Regions from separate parts of the Homo sapiens genome. Here region 1 is linked to region 2. Evidence: chromatin contacts called from ENCODE POLR2A ChIA-PET data. All regions are on one chromosome and are shown on one strand. Each heading gives the region's core, a stretch centred on a gene start or an enhancer-like site at or near the end of the contact. The rest is flanking DNA. Distances are from core to core; before and after follow the strand shown.

Region 1 (6,599 bases), core at 3,415-5,914, about 30 Mb before region 2:
TGATTGGTTGTGGGTGGCTACCTCTTCGTTCTGATTGGCCGCTAGTGAGCAAGGTATGTAAATGAAGGGGCCTGGGAACAGAAGGGCTACCAGCGGCCGGGTCCTTCACAGAGTTCGATCCCTGGGTCCGACAGGTGCCCGCCGGGGCTGCCCGGGATCGAGACGCACGGACCTCTACGTGCTGTCTGCCCCGGCCGGGCCGGGTGAATCACGCCGCAGTCCGAGAAGGGGGCGGAGGCGCCGGCTTCTTGGCTCCGGCTGCGTGACTCACCCGCCCCCGCCGCCGCCGCTTCGGGAGGAGCCGCCTCCACTGCCGGAAGCGAGCGGAGGCCGGGCGCAGAGAACAGCCCGCCAGGGGTCCCGGCTCGCACGGCGCCGGGAGGCCGGCAGGAATCACAGCCGGGAATCGGGGCAGTAGAAGGGGTCCTGGGGTCAGAGGGGCCAGAATCCCCGGGGGAAAGCCGGCCTGGGCACCGCTAGGGGGCGCCGGGACCCGGGGGCGGAGTCGGGGGTGGGGGCGGAATTCCTGCGGTTCCGGACTCCCCGGACTGCGGGGAAGGGGACGAAGACCCTGTTTTGAGTAGTGTGGTGGGCCATTCTTAAAATCTTGCTAGGCAGGGTTCCGAAACTGGACTCTACAGTCTTCCTGGCCCAAAAAAGTAGGTAGCGCCAGGAGTCCAAAACTCCAGCCCTACCCCCGCCACTCCAAGAACAGTGGACCCTCAAACTTATCTCAGTGACTGAACCCGGTGCCGATCACGATTTCCCGACAAGCCCTGTCTATTCTGCCTCCCAAATAAGTCCTGACTCGACCGACTTCCTTCCATGCCACTACCAGCTCCTACTCCAGGCCATCACCATCGTCCGTCCCAAACGAGTACAGCCTACCAGTGGGTCTCAGATCCCCCCTCTTTTTGCCCCCCACAGTCTTCCTCGAAGCAGCCATGGGGGGGATCTTCCGGAAACCTAATCAGCTCACAGCACCATTCCCTCCCTGCTCAAATTCCTTTAATGACTGCCCACCACACTCAGGATAAAATCCAAACTCCCTACTTCTGCATATGTGGCTTTCTGTGACCTGGCTTGTGCCCGTTCCCCTAGCTGCTCCCCAATCTGGTCTCCTACCATGTCACTCTCTGTGTGCCACCCATGCTGGTCTCTTTCCAGTTCAAGCCCATCCAGCCTCTGGGCTTTTCTCTGCCTTTTTTTGTTGTTCCCTCCTCCCGGAATGCTTTTCCCAGGGTCTCCCATGGCTGACTTCTCTGGCCTGAGGGCTCCATTCAAATGTCACCTCCTTACAGGAGCCTTCTCTGATGATCTAAAAGGTCTCTAGGAACTTTTAGTGTCTTCCTGTAATTCTCTGTACATTTCCTGTGTTTCCTTATTTATTTACTGTTTGAAACATAGTCATAGTAGACAATAAATATTAAACTACGTGAAACTAGTTTAGTATTTATAATATTATAACTTATTTAGATATAATTATGTTATTATAATAAAATATGTGAAACAGCTGCTTTTGTAGGGGAAAAAGTTGAATATTGGCCATTCCACATGGTTCACTGAAGAAATAATAATGTTATCATTAAGTGTACTTATTGGCAGGGTGAGGCAGCTCACACTTGTAATCTCAGTACTTTGGGAGGCTGAGGAAGGAGGATGGCTTGAGGCAAGGAGTTTGAGACCACCCTGGGCAACATAGTGAGACCATGTCTCTACAAAAAAATAAAAGGGAAAAAAAAAAGTACTTATTGACTGAGGGGGGAGGATCGCTTCAGGCCAGGAGTTTGAGACCAGCCTGGGCAATATAGTGAGACCCCATCTTTATTTTTTCAGATAAAAAAGTCTATAAATATACTTAAATATAAAATTTAAAATTTAAGAAGTCTATAGGCCAGGCGCGGTGGCTCACGCATGTAATCCCAGCACTTTGTGAGGCAGAGGTGGGCGGATCACTTGAGGTCCAGGAGGTCGAGACCAGCCTGGCCAACATGGTGAAACCATGCTTCTTCTAAAAATATAAAAATTAGCCGGGTGTGGTGGCATGTGCCTGTAATCCTAGCTTTTGGGGAGGCTGAGGCACGAGAATCATTTGAACCTGTGAGGCAGAGGTTGCAATGAGCTGAGATCACGGCATTACACTCCAGCCTGGGCAACAGAGCGAGACTCCATCTCAAAAAAAATCTATAAATATACATATACAGTTAAATAAAAATTGTCTATATCTTTAAAGTTCCCTAAGAAAAGCTAGGCACAGAGAGGTTAAGTGACTTCCCCAAGATCCTACCTGCAGCAACTGTCAGATCCAGGCTTTGAACTTAACATTTGTTTTCTATAACTGACTATAACTCCATAACTCCCTGCCCTCTGCAGATGCTGAGCAAGGGTCTGAAGCGGAAACGGGAGGAGGAGGAGGAGAAGGAACCTCTGGCAGTCGACTCCTGGTGGCTAGATCCTGGCCACACAGCGGTGGCACAGGCACCCCCGGCCGTGGCCTCTAGCTCCCTCTTTGACCTCTCAGTGCTCAAGCTCCACCACAGCCTGCAGCAGAGTGAGCCGGACCTGCGGCACCTGGTGCTGGTCGTGAACACTCTGCGGCGCATCCAGGCGTCCATGGCACCCGCGGCTGCCCTGCCACCTGTGCCTAGCCCACCTGCAGCCCCCAGTGTGGCTGACAACTTACTGGCAAGCTCGGACGCTGCCCTTTCAGCCTCCATGGCCAGCCTCCTGGAGGACCTCAGCCACATTGAGGGCCTGAGTCAGGCTCCCCAACCCTTGGCAGACGAGGGGCCACCAGGCCGTAGCATCGGGGGAGCAGCGCCCAGCCTGGGTGCCTTGGACCTGCTGGGCCCAGCCACTGGCTGTCTACTGGACGATGGGCTTGAGGGCCTGTTTGAGGATATTGACACCTCTATGTATGACAATGAACTTTGGGCACCAGCCTCTGAGGGCCTCAAACCAGGCCCTGAGGATGGGCCGGGCAAGGAGGAAGCTCCGGAGCTGGACGAGGCCGAATTGGACTACCTCATGGATGTGCTGGTGGGCACACAGGCACTGGAGCGACCGCCGGGGCCAGGGCGCTGAGCCCTCGTGCTGGAATGGTTGTCTGGTATCTGAACTGAGCCTGCTGGCTGGACCAACTGTCCTCGAAAAGACACAGCTGGCTTCCCTAGTACAGAGAACAGGGCTTGGGCCACTTTGGAGAGACAGAATCTAGTCCTGGGCAACTTCACATCCGTCCTCCTGTCTCAGGGCTGGCAGGGGGAGCCTGGAATTACCCCCTAGTGATGGAATGACAGGGTCTGGTGGGGACTGAATTCCCTGGCCCTGGGGTCATAGCTTGGGCTGTTCCTTCTCTGATACGGGAAGAGACCCCAATCAGATTTTTCAAATTAAAGCCAGTCCTGGGAAATCTCAAATCCGTGTGCTGCTTTGTCTCTGGGCAAATGTGAAGGCGAGATAAAAACATCAAACATTTTATTGGGCGTAGGCTGTGTACGAGGCACAGTTTCTAAGCACGTCACTGTGTTAACTCATTTAATCCTATAACAGCCCTACAAGATCGGTAGTATTATCATCCCTATTTTACAGGTGAGAAAACCAAGGTTCCAAGATTATCACTTGAGGTGGGTTTTAAATTATGAACTTTTTTTTTTTTTTTTTTGAGATAGGGTCTCGCTCTGTCACCCAGGTTGAAGTACAGTGGTCTGATCATGGCTCACTACAGCCTCAAACTCCTGGGCTCAAGCGATCCTCCTACCAGGCCACTTTTTTTTTTTCTTTCTTTTTTTTTTAAGACAGATTCTTACTCTGTCGCCCAGGCTGGAGTGCAGTGGCGTGACTTCGGCTCACTGCAACCTCCACCTCCCAGGTTCAAACGATTCTCCTGCCTCGGCCTCCCAATTAGCTGGGACCGACTAATTTTTTATATTTTTTGTAGAGACAGGGTTTCACCGTGTTAGCCAGGATGGTCTTCATCTTCTGACCTCGTGATCTGCCTGCCTCAGCCTCCCAAAGTGCTGGGATTACAGGCGTGAGCCACTGTGCCTGGCCTTTTTTTTTTTTTCTTAAATTTTATTTCTTTTCTTTGCTAGCAGGAAGTCAAGGCAACTTTTTAAAAATGAAAGCAAGTCCTCGCCTGGAGTCTACCTGTATTTATTGAGGAGCGAAGGGGAGATTGCTTTCAGAATGGTCCCGAAATAAAAACACAAAACCTGGACCCTGGACAGATCCTCTCCAAGGAGCCCTGAGAGTCGGCTCTCCAGGAAAATGGGGGAGGAAAGGGGGACAACAGCCCATTTTTAAAAATAAAATTCACTCCTGGTCTTAAATCTCTGGGCAAAGGATAGGGACGCTTGGAGCTGTGTCTGAAATAAAGCCACTAGGCTTGGTAGCTGGACTGCAGAGAGGGAGCTCAGGGCAGGCAGCTGTGCCTTCCTTCTAGAAGAAACCCAGACCCGGACGAGCTGGGGCCACCTGCCCGTGTGCTGGGCCTGGCTGGAGCGCCGGGTGTCAGCGGCCGCCCCCGCGGTCCAGCCGCATTCCAGGCCTGGCTGGGAGGGGCCGCACACTCAGCGGCCTGGCACGGGACCCAGGCTGCGTCCTTCCTGACGGCCGCAGGGACAGGGCGGAGCCTGAGGGGGGGTGCACGGAGGGGAGGGAGTGTCACCGTGAAAACTGCGGGTGCGCATGGAGAGAGGCGCAGGGGGCTGGACGGTGACCCGAGGGGCCAGCGGGGCCTTGAGTGAGGGAAACGCCGCCATCGTGGGGTCCCAGAGCCTCGCTTCTGGCCAGAAGCCTCGGGGAGGCAGAGGCAGGAGTGGAGCTGGGCCAGATGGGGAGCCTGGGTCGGCCCCAGGGGCCGGGAAGGGGCGGGCAGAGTGGCGCTTCCTGGAGGAGCAGAGGAAGTTGTGCCCATTTCTGGAAGTGGATGAGGCGGGCCGCGGAAGCGGGTGAAAATGGCCTGCGGGGAGCTGTCGTCCAGGCTGAGGGTCTTCCAGGCGCCTGACTCCAACCCCGAGTGACTCCAGCCCCGGGCAAATGGGACTCGGACTGCTTTGCCGCAGACTCAAAACTTGGGCGCCTGGGCTGAGCTCAGCACCGCCCCCTGGTGCCCAGTCGGGCTCTGCGGTGCCGCCGTCTTGGGTTCCCCGGACATCTGTCCAGTGGTCGAGGGATCATGAACGCCCTCTGTTTACAACACTCTGCGGGCCTGTTTCTTTCTTTTCTTTTTCTTTTTTTTTTTTTTTTAGAGACGGGGTCTCGCTTTGTCGCCCAGGCTGGAGAGTGCAGTGGCGCGATCATAGCTCACTATAGCCTCGAATTCCTGGGCTTCAGCAATCCTCCCGCGTCAGCCTCCCAATTAGCTGGGGTTACAGGTGCACGCCACCACGCCCAACTGATTTTATTTTTATTCTTATTTTTATTTATTTATTTATTTATTATTTTTTGAGATGGATTCTCGCTCTGTCGCCCAGGCTGGAGTGCAATGGTGCAATCTCGGCTCACTGCAGCCCCTGCCTCCTGGGTTCAAGCAATTCTGCCTCAGCCTCCCGAGTAGCTGGGATTACAGGCGCCTGCCACCATGCCCGGCTAATTTTTTGTATTTTTAGTAGAGACAGAGTTTCACCATGTTCGCCAGGCTAGTCTTGAACTCCTGATATCAAGTGATCCGCCCTGCCTCAGCCTCCCAAAGTGCTGGGATTACAGGCGTGAGCCACCATGCCCGGCCGATTTTTTAAATTTTTTGTAGAGACAGTGTTGCCCTATGTTGTCCAGGCTGGTCTCGAACCCCCAGGCTCAAGCAATCCTTCCACCTCAGCCTCCCAAAGTGCTGGGATTCCCGTGGGCCTGTTTCTTATTCTTTCCTTTCCCCGCTTTTTCAAAGAGATTGGGTCTCACTGTGTTGTCCAGGCTGGAGAGCACTGTCTGTACAGAGGAGTGATCATAGTGCTGTACAGCCTTGAACTCCTAGGCTCAAAGGATCCTCTGGCTTCAGCCCTCAGAGTGGCTGGGACTATAGGCACAAACCACTGTGCCCAGCTAAGGACCTGTTTCTGATGTCTCCGAGGCCCAATATGGGGTGAGCTGATCCTTCCGTCTGCCCCTGTGCCTGCTTTGCCACTGATGGCCCCTCTCCCCAGAGCCTCTAGGTACAGTTGCATAGGTTGTGCACTGCATATAGGCTCCGTATGTAAGGGGCTGCCACTGGTGTTCCAGGTACCCTGCATTTACATATTTATTACAAGTTTCCCAGCAGATGGAGGTCAAGTACCTCCAGGAAGGGGCATGTCTTTTACACAAAAGCACCATATGGGCTACATCAGCCCTGGTCCCGTCTGCCCGGTGCCCTCAGGTTTATGAATGGCTCATGTGTGAGGACCTGCCCCTCTCTCCCCATGTGTCACCCCCAGATGGGTTGTGCAGGCTCCCTGGCTCTGGTGTGCTGCTCCACCCTCAGGCTCAACCCCAGGAGGCCACACCACCTTGGCCAGCAGACTCCAGGGCCCACACCATTCCTAGCTGAGCCGCCAGCCCTGGCACAACTGCCACCTTTCACAGAGCCTCTGTGTATGCTCGCCATGACGCCCCCTAGGCCA
Region 2 (6,676 bases), core at 1,239-3,738:
TTTTCAACCCTGGAGTCCACTCGAGTTACTCGGGAGCTCAGGATGGTGCAGACCAGGGGAAGGAGGTGACTCTCCCGGCGTGTGGCTGGTCGTCGGTGGGGCCTTTGGACAGGTCTCAGACCCTGGGCCTGGGCTCTGTGGGGCTCTATGTGAGTTTCTTTGTACCCCTGGGAAATGACTGCATGGTTACTTCCCCCAGTTCCGTCCTCGTGTGATTTGACTTGTGTGAAAATGTGACCGAGTGTGTGGGAGACAGACGGTGACCTCTGTGGTGCGGTGGATAGGTTTCCGGGTGTCAACTGTGTGTACCTGTTTTGTATCTGTGCACTACTGTGTGATCACAAGAACCAGGATGTGGACAAGCCTGACACACAGATAAAGACCCACTCAGCCCACCCCATTTCCCTTTAAGTTGTGATGTGTGTGTGACCATATTTGGAACATACAGTTGTTGCCTGAAACTGTTATGTTTCCAGCTGTGTCTTTTTAAAAATTTTTTTTAATCAATGAGATATCCTTTATTTATGAAAGCATAGTTCCAATGCAGAAGTCAAGCTTTATGGTTATATATTAGGATAGGTTCAGATCCAATATGACAATGTTTAGCACTAACTTTAACATGTTAAAGCTCTGATTCCTGAATGTTTTTCTCACTTAATATATTCTCTCCAATGACAAGCTGGTGTGCTTGGCTTCTTATGCTGAAAAATATATGCCTGAATTCTATAACAAGCTATTAACAAAATCATGAATAGTTAATTAAATAAGTGCCAACACTACATGGAACTTACTGGCCACCAACTCAGAACCATAAAACTACACACACACACACACACACACACACACACCACACACACAAACAAAACAAAAAAAACACCAAAGAAAGATAGCTATCACTGTACATATGAATACTGTCCAGGATATCAGATCAATTATCAAATCCAAGGTCTCTGGTGTTTTGTCTCACAGTGTTGAATATATGAATGCTTCTCTATTATACTGACTTGTATTATTTTCAACAAATAATTATGTGGACTCAAAATCTTACATTTTTATTTCTTTTCTTTTTTTTTTTTTTTTTTTTGAGACAGAGTCTTACTCTGTCGCCCAGGCTGGAGTGCAGTGGCTCACTGCAACCTCCGCCCCCCGGGTTCAAGCGATTCTCCTGCCTCAGCCTCCTGAGTAGCTGGGATTACAGGCATGGGCCACCACACCCGGCAAATTTTTGTATTTTTAGTAGAGACGGGGTTTCACCATCTTGGCCAGGCTGGTCTCGAATTGCTGACCTCGTGATCTGCCCACCTTGGCCTCCCAAAGTGCTGGGATTACAGGCGTGAGCCACCGCGCCCAGCCTTACATTTTTATTTCTAATTATAAAATCCAGATTAATCCAAAAAACATAAATCACATGTAACTGAGGTAGGGTTTTCACTTTAAGAATATATTGTTTCTATCACAATTTAAAAATTTACAGCTGTGTCTTTTATATTTATTTTTTATTTTAATTAATTAATTCCTCACTTTATTATTATTTATTTATTATTTATTTATTTATTTATTTATTTATTTTTGAGATGGAATTTCAGTCTTGTCGCCCAGGCTGGAGTGCATGCGGTTGCTCGATCTCGGCTTACTGCAACCTCCACCTCCTGGCTTCAAGCAATTCTCCTGCCTCAGCCTCCCGCGTAGCTGGGATTACTGGCGCATGCCACCATGCCCAGCTAATTTTTGTATTGTTAGTAGAGACGGGGTTTTAGCATGTTGGCAAGGATGGTTTCGAACTCCTGACCTCAGGTAATCCACCTGCCCCGGCCTCCCAAAGTGCTGGCTTTCAGGCATGAGCCACTGCACCCAGACTTTCGCTGGGTGTTAATGTGTGCGTGCGTGCAAATGTGTGTGTGTGTGTTTGTGTCCACTCTGTTATGTGCCCATATGTGTGTGACAGCTGTGGTGTACATGTGTGAGTTTCTGAGTCAAGCTACCTTGGCTGGCTCCCATCCTGGTCTCTTTTTGGCTGTGTGACCGCAGGCAAGTTGCTTACCCTCTCTGAGCCTCAGTTTTCCCTGCTGTAAAATGAGGGTACATACAGAATCCAGCTCAGGTTGTAAGGATCAAATACGTAAAAGGTGTGGAGAGTTTAGAGCCAAGCCCTACACACGGTAAGTCCCCAGTGATGTTCCTCTTTCTATGTGTGGTGTGTGCGTGTCTGGGGCTGGGATCACGCCTGGCTGCCCCAGGGCCTGCAGCCTCCCACGCTCTGGGCTCTGCAGTGGAGGGTGTGGGGGAAAGGGAGGGATGTCCAGGACACTGACCTGTGTTATCAGGCTCTGGTGGCCTGGGCAGGGGGGTCTGGCAATTCTGTCTCATTTCTCATTCGGGAAATGCTAAATATTTATAGTTTGGGCTCCTGGGCCCAGCATCCCAGCTCCACTCCCAGGCTCTGGGGGCTGGGGAGTGGTTACCAAGCCTCCTCTCTCCTTCTGTCCCACTGCCCTCTCCCCGTCTCTAGCTCAGAGGCCCCACTGGACCCTCGGCTCTTCCTTGGACTTCTTGTGTGTTCTGTGAGCTTCGCTGGATTCAGGGTCTTGGGCATCAGAGGTGAGAGGGTGGGAAGGTAGGTGGAGGTTGATTCTCACTGTGGGGAAACTCCGACCACAGCTTGGCTTGGGGGCCCCCAGGCCACCCCGCCACCCCAGGCTGAGAGTGTAAAAGGCAGCGGGTGTTATACACACGTCCCAGTTCTGGGGGGTTGCTCAATCTCTGTTGTGGGGGGTGGGGCATGTCAGTGATCGGGGACAAAGAGAGGACCCTACCCCCGGATCCTTGTGAGCCCCTGCTTGGTGTCTGAGTCCAGAAGTAAATGTGGCCATCTCCAGCCCAGAACCCTCCATGGCTCCTGCCTGACTCAGAGTAAAACCCAAGTCCTCCTCCGGGCCCACAGGACCCTTCACACTTTGCCCTGACACTTCTTACCTCCTCCTGCTTCCCCCTTCTCTCTTCCGGCCTCATAGACATTTCTGCCATTTCTTTTTTTTTTTTTTTTTTTTTTTGAGACAGAGTCTCGCTCTGTCACCCAGGCTGGAGTGCAGTGGCGCGATCTCAGCTCACTGCAAGCTCCGCCTTCCGGGTTCACGCCATTCTCCTGCCTCAGTCTCTGGAGTGGCTGGGGCTACAGGCGCTCGCCACCATGCCCGGCTAATTTTTTTTTTTTTTTTTGTATTTTTAGTAGAGACGGAATTTCACTGTGTTAGCCAGGATGGTCTCGATCTCCTGACCCCGTGATCCACCTGCCTTGGCCTCCCAAGTGCTGGGATTACAGGCGTGAGCCACCGCACCTGGCCTTTTTTTTTTTTTTTTTTTTGAGCCTTGCTCTGTCGCCCAGGTTGGAGTGCAATGGCGCAATCTCTGCTCACTGCAACATCGGCCTCCTGAGTTCAAGTGACTCTCCCACCTCAGCCTCCTGAGTAGTAGCTGGGATTACAGGCATGCATTACCATGCCCAGCTAATTTTTGTATTTTTAGTAGAGACGGGGTTTCACCATGTTGGCCAGGCTGGTCTTGAACTCTCGACCTCAGGTGATCCTCCCGCCTCGGCCTCCCAAAGTGCTGGGATTACAGGCGTGAGCCACCGTGCCTGGCCCCTTTCTGCCATTTCTTGGGTGCAATCTCCGGGCCTTTGCACCTGCTGTTCTCTCTGCCTGGAATGCTCTTCCTCTTCTCTCTCTTCCATCAGGTCTTTGTGAAAGTGTCCCTTATTCTTTATTTTATTTTTATTTTTATATTTAGTAGAAATGGACTTTCACCATATTGGCCAGGCTGGTCTCAAACTCCTAGGCTCAAGCAATCCTCCTGCCTTGGCCTCCCAAAGTGCTGAAATTACAGGCATGAGGCACTGTTCCAGTCAAGTGTCACTTCTTCTGTGAGGCCTTTCCTGACTCCTCTATTTTATTTTTTTTTGAGACAGAGTCTCGCTCTATTGCCCAGGCTGGAGTGCAGTGGTGCAATCATGGCTCACTGCAACCTCTGCCTTCCGGGTTCAAGTGATTCTTGTGTCTCAGCCTCCTGAGTAGCTGAGACTACAGGCGCGTGCCACTACGCCTGGCTAATTTTTGTATTTTCAGTAGAGACAGGGTTTCGCCACGTTAGCCAAGCTGGTCTCAAACTCCTGGCCTCAAGTGATCCTCCCACCTCAGCCTCCCAAAGTGCTGGGATTACAGGCACCTCGGCCTCCCAAAGTGCTGGGATTACAGGCACCTCGGCCTCCCAAAGTGCTGGGATTACAGGCGTGAGTCAGCACACCCAGTCCTGACTCCTCTATTAAATGTCCCCCACCTCCGGGACTGTCACCCCCTTGCCTGTTCCATTTTTCTCCTAAGCACGATTACCCTCTGACCTACCTAGCGGCTGTTTGACTTATTTCTCTGTTCTCCCAACTTGAATGTCAGCTCTGCAAGGGCAGGAATTTTGTCTGTTTGGGTTAAGGCTGTGTCCTCATTGCCTAAAACAGCATCCCTGGCACACAATAGGCACTCAAGGTGTCTGTGGTTGAATGCATGAATGAGGCAATGTGTGTGTGAGATGGAGACCCTCGGGATATGTGCTTGTGCAGGCATCAGGAAGCATAGGTTTAGGGCCAGTGTGGTTGCTCACATCTGTAATTTCAGCACTTTGGGAGTCCAAGGTGGGAGGATCACTTGAGCCTGGGAGTTTGAGACTAGCCTGGGCAACACAGTGAGACCCCCTCCCTACAAAAAAGTAGCTGGGCATGGTGGTGCGCACCTGTAGTTCCAACCACTCAGGAGGCTGAGGCAGGAGGACCACTTGTGTGCAGGAATTGGAGGCTACAGTGAGCTATGATTGCTCCACTGCACTCCAGCCTGGGCAACAGAGCACGACTCTCTCTTTTTTTTCTTTTTTTTTGAGATGGAGTCTCACCCAGGTTGCCTAGGCTAGAAGGCAGTGGTGCGGTCTCAGCTCACTGCAACCTCTGCCAGGTTCAAGCCGTTCTTCTGCCTCAGCCTCCCGAGTAGCTGGGATTACAGGCATGCGCCACCACGCCCAGCTAATTTTTTGTACTTTTAGTAGAGACGGGATTTCACCTGTTGATCAGGCACCCTGTCTCTACTAAAAATACAAAAATTAGCTGGGTGTGGTGGCGCATGCCTGTAATCCCAGCTTCTTGGGAGGCTGAGGCACAAGAATCACTTGAACCCGGGAGGTGGAGGTTGCAGTGAGCTGAGATTGCAGAGCGAGACTCCGTCTAAAAAAAAAAAAAAGAGGGCGTGGGGGAGAGAGAGAGAGAGAGAGAGAGAAAGAGAGAAAGAGAGAGAGAGAGAGGGAGAGACAGAGAGAGAGAGAGCTTGTATATGGAGGTACAACCCTAAATCTGCTGTTCAAGGAGCGCTGCTGAGACTTGAATAAGGATAGGAAGGGAATGATGTTAAGTTGTGAACAATGTTCCAGGCTGCAAAAACAGCAGGTACAAAGGACCTGAGGCTGGAACTTGCTTCGTGTGAGGAAGGGCCTGGGAGGAGGGCAGAAGGGGATATGGCAGATAGCACAAGTTTTTTTTTTTTTTTTTTTTTTTTTGAGATGGAGTCTTGCTCTGTTGCCCAGGCTAGAGTGCAGTGGCACAGTCTCGGCTCACTGCAAGCTCTGCCTCCCGGGTTCAAGCCATTCTCCTGCCTCAGCCTCCCGAGTAGCTGGGACTACAGGCAGCCGCCACCACGCCTGGCTACTTTTTTTGTATTTTCAGTAGAGACGGGGTTTCACTGTGTTAGCCAGGATGGTCTCGATCTCCTGACCTCGTGATCCGCCCGCCTCCGCCTCCCAAAGTGCTGGGATTACAGGCGTGAGTCACCAAGATAGCGCAACTTTTTATGGATCATGGGTGGATTTGGGCTTTTCCTCTAAAGGAGGTGGGAGCCAAGAAGGATTCAGGGCAGAGGAGGGAGGGAGGGACGTGAACTGACTCAGATGTTCACAGGCGCCCTCTGGCTGCTGTCAGAGAGACTAGACCTGGGGTTGAGGATGGAAATCCAGAGAGCAGGGAGGCAGCTGCTGTCATCCAGATGGTGTCTTGAGCTGGGAATTCAGGGAGGGTCTGGGGGCAGTGGGGAGTAGCGGAGACGTGGAGGAATTCAGGATCTAAGCAGAAGAGCAGACGGGTCTGGCTGATGGATTAGATCTGCTGAGATGGGTTGGATCTGCTGGGGTTTTGGTCTGAGGACGTGGAAGATGGGGTTTCCAATATCCGACGGATGGGAAGGCAGTTAGTGAGACGTTTCCCTCACCCCACCTCACCTCCTTGCACCCTGCTCCCTTTGCTATTTTTTTTTTTTGAGACAGTGTTTTGCTTTTGTTGTCCAGGCTGGAGTGCGGTGGTGCGATCTCGGCTCACTGCAACCTCCACCTCCCAGGTTCAAGTGATTCTCCTGCCTCAGCCTCCCAAGTAGCTGAGATTTCAGGCCTGTACCACCACACCCGGCTAATTTTGCACTTTCAGTAGAGATGGGGTTTCACTATGTTGGTCATGCTAGTCTCGAATTCCTGACCTCAGGTGATCCACCCACCTTGGCCTCCCAAACTGCTGGGATTACAGACATGAGCCACAGCACCCAGCCTCCCTTCGCTTTTGCTTTAACCTCTCCCAGGTTGCTTTAATACATCAGGCAGG

Evidence for each region. ChIA-PET counts read pairs that join two places held with the same protein, here RNA polymerase II (POLR2A).
Region 1: POLR2A ChIA-PET joins it to region 2 with 13 read pairs in activated B cell. The contact joins the enhancer-like site here to the promoter of ANGPTL6 in region 2. POLR2A ChIA-PET finds 5 or more read pairs at or near these places in 4 of 52 experiments (B cell, GM10248, OCI-LY7 and 1 more).

Annotation. Positions count from the first base shown.
Region 1 is chr19:40,419,321-40,425,919 of GRCh38, reverse strand. It overlaps SERTAD1 (SERTA domain containing 1), which reads left to right. Exons shown (of 2, transcript NM_013376.4): 1 at 1-53; 2 at 2,374-4,331. The coding sequence starts at 2,374. The coding sequence ends at 3,084. Among named protein-coding and RNA genes, the nearest start is that of SERTAD1, 3.4 kb to the left of the region's middle. RefSeq lists silencers at 471-560, 4,562-4,651 and enhancers at 603-1,405, 4,942-5,061, 4,727-5,227. Within about 2 kb of position 4,664, at least 39 of the 41 ENCODE cell types and tissues checked have a DNase peak (open chromatin) inside an H3K27ac peak, as active enhancers do; they include B cell and OCI-LY7, where a contact is called at or near this core.
Region 2 is chr19:10,098,490-10,105,165 of GRCh38, reverse strand. It overlaps ANGPTL6 (angiopoietin like 6), which reads left to right and starts at 2,488. Exons shown (of 6, transcript NM_031917.3): 1 at 2,488-2,598. RefSeq lists enhancers at 2,309-2,358, 2,429-2,478 and a silencer at 5,894-5,943.